Regions from separate parts of the Mus musculus genome. Here region 1 is linked to region 2. Evidence: chromatin contacts called from ENCODE Hi-C or POLR2A ChIA-PET data. All regions are on one chromosome and are shown on one strand. The core of a region is the stretch at or near the end of the contact, and the rest is flanking DNA. Distances in the headings are between cores, read along the strand shown. Region 1 overlaps Sh3rf3 (SH3 domain containing ring finger 3). Region 2 overlaps Sh3rf3 (SH3 domain containing ring finger 3).

The links. A loop is a pair of places that touch in the nucleus more often than their neighbours do. ChIA-PET counts read pairs that join two places held with the same protein, here RNA polymerase II (POLR2A).
Region 1: a loop to region 2 is called in a map of regulatory T cell, with 2.2 times the contacts of the local background. The contact joins two enhancer-like sites. A Hi-C loop is called at or near these places in 1 of 37 maps with a recorded cell type or tissue (regulatory T cell). POLR2A ChIA-PET finds 5 or more read pairs at or near these places in 1 of 5 experiments (embryonic stem cell).

The regions. Positions count from the first base shown.
Region 1 is chr10:58,912,607-58,915,306 of GRCm38, forward strand. All of the region lies in intron 1 of Sh3rf3 (SH3 domain containing ring finger 3), which reads left to right. Among named protein-coding and RNA genes, the nearest start is that of Sh3rf3, 100 kb to the left of the region's middle. Within about 2 kb of position 1,342, at least 1 of the 3 ENCODE cell types and tissues checked has a DNase peak (open chromatin) inside an H3K27ac peak, as active enhancers do.
Region 2 is chr10:58,869,992-58,872,691 of GRCm38, forward strand. All of the region lies in intron 1 of Sh3rf3 (SH3 domain containing ring finger 3), which reads left to right. Among named protein-coding and RNA genes, the nearest start is that of Sh3rf3, 58 kb to the left of the region's middle. Within about 2 kb of position 1,366, at least 1 of the 3 ENCODE cell types and tissues checked has a DNase peak (open chromatin) inside an H3K27ac peak, as active enhancers do.

The DNA.
Region 1 (2,700 bases), core at 92-2,591, 43 kb after region 2:
TTTTAGGAAGAATCACTCAGAACATGGAACGCTGGTCATGCCAGTATCTGCAGAGGGCAAGTCCACTGGGGGAAGGGGAGGTGACAGTGGCAGGGGGAGCTCAGGGAGCTACTGCCACCACACTCCCAGGTCTACAGGACAGACAATTTAGTGTCCTGGTTCTTGGTCTTGTTTGCCTGGTCTCTCCACTGTTCTCTATTGATATCCCCACAAAAGCCAGAGGCTGGGTTATTTCATAAAGAAAGGTTTCCTTATTTTAGTTTTTGAGGCTAAAATCCAAAATTTACCCTGCATGTCTAATTTCTGCTGAGTCCCCACCCCAACTATATCACATGGTGCATGTGGCATTGTGGTGGGAATGCATGGAAGAGGGAGAGTTTACATAAGACAAGAATAGGAAGTAATCAGGGGTCAGGCTCACTCCTTTATAGCATTTTGCTCTCTAGTGAGCCAACCAAGGTCTCAAAGAATGCTTTAAGTCTGTCCAGGGACAGATGCCTGAATGTCTTAAACTTCTCCTTCCAGGCCCTACCCCTCACAGGTCCATGTCAATATCATTACTGAAGGTCAAGTTTCAGGCCCCTGACTCTGTGGGGGCAATATTCAAACCCTATCCAAATGTAGCACCTGTTAATGTCCCTGAGACCCTGAGCCCTAGCCCTGATGGACTCAGTGGGTTCCTTGGCTTGCCCACATATCCCATCCAGACCCTCGAGCAGAGGAAAGGCCAGTGCAGGTGGAGCATGGTGATGCTGCCTGTGTCCTCTGATACTAAGGCTTGGTGATATTGATGATGTTAAAGGGGGCATAAAAAACAAATGGGTAGATTCAGATGCTTTTTATATACATATACACACACATACACATATAGATTGACAACACTGAGTCTCAAAGCTGAAGTCATATATTTCTGATGTTTGTCTTTTCCTTGCTGATAAATGCATAATGCAGCATAGTTATGATGGAAACCTTGAGATGGTACTGATGCTCAGAGGTAGCTCCACCACCAGGTTAAAGTTTTTCCCTTTAATATTCATGGTGCTCCTGCCTCACATAACAATGTGCCACAGGGCGATGTTTGGGATTTTGAAAGGAGTGATCTTTGCAAGCCTACACCTCACAGGGTGGAGAGGGAACGGTACAGATAAGTGGCTGTCCTTTCTTTGTCCTGGAAGAACTTCTGTGACAGAGTCAGACTCCTGCATTCTCATTCCTGACTTATTGACAGAGAGAGAATGCCTGTCACCAGACCAGGGATGGTGGCAGCAGGAACGTTAGCCGAGCTTCTTGCTCCGGTGAGAACCGGGGAGGTGGCTTCCAGTGAACATTGCTATTTCTAGAAAATACTGATATTGCTTCTTAGCTCTGCTGGGGTTTTCTTGCCCAGTGACTAAGCGTGAATATCTCTTCCTCTTCCTACTCTTAAGCCATCTTCCCTCTCTGCTGATTTCAAGTACCAAACATGACTGGAAAAAAAAATCAGTGAAATGATTCCTAATGATATTCCGCTATACTGACAGGTCAGTTATCATCAGAGAGGCTTCATCCAGCAACTGATGGGAGCAGATGCAGAGACCTATAGGCAGAGCCAGGGAAACCCTGGAGAAGAAGGGGAGAAAGGATTGTAGGAGCCAATGGCATTGGGGACACCATGAGAACTTGGCCTACAGAATCAACTAAGCAGGGTTCATCGGGGATCATGGAGACTGACGTGACAATAACACACCCTCTATTGGTCTGAGCTAGGTTCTCTGCATATCTGTTATGGTTGTGTAGCTGGGTTGTGGAACTCCTAACAGGGGTGTCTCTGACTCTTTTGACTGCTCTCGGGACCCTTTTCCTCCTACTGGGTTGCTGCATCCAGCTTGATATGAGAATTTGTGCCTAGTCTTATTGTAACTTGTTATGCTGTGTTCAGTTGCTATCCCTGGGAAGCTGTTTTTTGTTTGTTTGTTTTGTTTTAAGGGAAACAGGAGGAATGGATCTGGGGCAGAGAGGAGTAGGGAGGGCTGGGAGGAGTGGAGGGAGGGGAAACTATGGTCTTTATGTCATGTATGAGAGACACATAGATGATGATGATGATGATGATATTCAGATCCCTAGTGTCCCATTGCTGAAAAAAAAAATGTCACTAGTACTAATAGTGACACCAGGACCACCTGCAAAAACATGTGCCACCAGAGTGGATAGGGCCTTCCACATCACTCATTAATCAAGACAACATCCCACAGACTTGTCGCCTATAGGCGAATCCTAAGGAGGAAGTTCCTCAGTTGAGACCGCTCTCTTCCCAGATATGTCTGGGTTTGATGGAAACCATGCGGCACAGCTGCTAAACCACCTGGTCTGTCCTGAGTTTATAGAAGGAGACACCAGAGCCCAGCAGACATTTTTCAGAATTAATGGCTCCTACGTGGTGGCTGGGGAAGACTTGCCCTCTGCCTGGGCTTTGTCGTCTCTTTCTCACAGGCTCAGTCTCACTCAGAGGCTCCTTGGGTGTTGAAAGTTAAGGTCAGCCAGTTTGGGTAGTTAATGCCCAACCCCAAGGAATACCCTTGAGGAGTCTGAGTTAGGCTGGAGACCCCTAGGCCACCTCCCAACTAGAGTGTGCAGCTCTGAAATCCTCATGTAGCTCTAGATGTGCTTCAGAGAGCAGCATACTGTACAGTCAAGGCAGGGTTACCGACAGAATAGCCTAGA
Region 2 (2,700 bases), core at 116-2,615:
GACAGCAACAGTGAGTCACAGCTCCCAGAAAGCCCTGCTTCAGGACTGGAAAACAGTCAGTACACTTGCATGCACTGGAGGCTGTGAGCAGCAGAGGGTGTTTAAAAGTCCCATGTGTTCAGTGCATGTTTGACTTAGGGCACTTTTGACTTGAGGTATACCCTCTGAGCAATTGGGGACCCACCAGCTATAGCTCCACCTTATATAAGCTGACCACAAGCCTGCTTTCTCTCAAGTCCCTACAGTGGTCAGATGCCACAGTGTGAGAATCGCTGTTCTAGAAGTCTCCTAAATTCTGTTTCTTCAGGCATTGGCTCTTTGAAGAGACCAGGTGTTTTCTTTCTTTCTTTTTTTTTTTTTTAAATAGAATGTCTCACTTTCTGAATTTGTTGGTCATTTCTTTGGGCTGTTCTTATCCTTTCTGTAAAGTGTCACCTGGGACAGAAGTTAAGTTTAACCCTGTTCAGGTATCTTCGAAGCCTTCCTCTGGGTAGAAAACAGAGCTGAACTGATGGGCATATGGAAAAATAAACTCTAAGAGTGGAGAAGAGCTGGTTTCCCTGACAGCAGAGCTGTGTAACGTGTGTGTTACTGGAGCAGGTGGCCAGCTGTTACCCCGTGAGTGCTGCGGGGTAGGTGTATGGTGGTATCTCAGCAGAATGCCAGGCTTTGAGGGCTGAAAGGCAGCCCATTGTCCCTGGAGTGTGCCCCACCTGAGATGTCTGTGAGAGTCAGAGATGATAAGAAGGCTCCTGTGTTTGTGTGTGTACGTGCACACACATGTGCCTCTGAGTGGGTGCATGTGTGTGTATGTGTGTGTGCAGGTGTGCACATACGTGTTCAAGTGTTCATGTGTGTACATGTGCACATGTATGTGTGTGTCTGTGTGTGTATACACACACATGCCTCTGAGTGTGTGCAAGTGTACATGTATGCATGCGTGTGTGCATGCAGGTGTGCACATGTGAGTATGTGTTGTGTGCATACCTTATGTGTATGCAAGTATGCATGTGTGTACATGTGCGTGCGAGGGTGTGTGTTTAACATTTCTGAGACTTGGGTTGAAATTCCCCACTCTCTATTTTTTTCATGGAAATCAACTGTAAGGTTATGAGTTATTTGTTGCTTAAAAGAAAAAAAATGTAGGGATGCATTTGTCTTTATTCTGTATCATACCTGGAGTTATCACAGTTCCTTTTCAAAAGTGTTTTAGGGTTAAAGAGCATCCGAGAGCCATGGGTAAACAGCAGCGTACACTCCTGAGACGGCTCTTCTAGCTCTTTTGGTGTTTCACTAGGAATTACAAGTGTGTGCATGCGTGGGTGGCCAGCACCTCCAGGGAGGATCTCCCTGGAGATTCTCCTTGGTGTGAAATATTCTGGGCACTTGGCCGGGTATTTTTAACTCCAGGTTCTACAGGAAAGGGAACAAAGGATTGTTTAACTCTGGCTGCTCTGGCACTAATAAGATCATCCTTCAGGCCCATCTGTGGGCCTTTGCTTATTTCTGTGTTAGTAAGTCTCTCTGAAATAAACATGGGCATGCATGTACCGGACTGAGCGCTGTGTCTGCAGGGAGAGAAAGCAGCCGACTAACCCTAAGGCATCCTTTTAGAATCTGTCCTGGCTCCTTTGCAAGAACAGGCTGGTAGAGCTGGGTAGGCACTGGAAGGAAGTCTGCATGTGCTGACAGAGGCTGACATACAGGCTGAAGATGTGATGTTTGAGAAGCCTGGGTGTCAAGTTTAATGACCACGCTGTCATCCTGTGTAAGCGGAGGGGGCCATTTACATTGGTTCATTTTTATGAACTGAAATGATTGTTTCTGAGTAACATTGCTTGTATGGTAATCATTAAAATAAGCTGTGTCGATGAAATAGTTTATCTCCGATGTATGCCAATTTAAAGATGTCTTCTGTGTTTTTTTTTTTTTTTTTTATTTCAGGGGAAGGAAGCAGGTTGCCATGGAAATGGTATAGGGGAAAAAAATGACAAGCAAGAAAGCTTAGCAGTTTTGGATTTGGAAATATTTGTGACGTAGGTAACTATGTATGTAATAATGTTATACAGCAGAGCCATCTGCCTTTGGAAGGATGTGTGTCACAGGCTTTTATGGGAAAGCATTTTTATTAGAAGCACAATTTGGGCTATTTTTGGTATTTGTGGGCTATTAAAATGTGGAAATTGTGAGCAAGAAAGATGCAATGGAATCCTAAACTTGTTTCCAGAATGCAATTGTCATATGCCATTACATGTCACAGAGAGAGTCTGGAAAGCTGTTTTGATCTAGAAAGCGCAGATCCAGGAAGATGTCTGTCCTGAGTCGAGTATTTAATAAGCTAGCATCGCCTGGACCCTGACTAATGAGCACCCTGACCACTGAGAGTGGTGCCCTTGTTCCTTTTATTAAACTATACCACACTGTTGGGAAGCACTTAGACAAAGCAACTCCCCTTTCCATCTCTCCCCATTTCCCCTCAGCTAATTTCACCACGTTGCTGTAATTTGAATTTTTTTTTTAAAATAACATGTAGTTAAGCATATTCCCTCCCTCCAGTTTAGAACCCTGGTGGGATTTAAAAGAAAAGAGAAACTTTCTTGAGAGGCTTAATAAGTGAATTTACCATATTAATTAAATGCTTGTGCTAGCTCTGTATTGTCCATCATGCTCCTGCCTCTGCAGAGCTCAGGGACCAGTTCG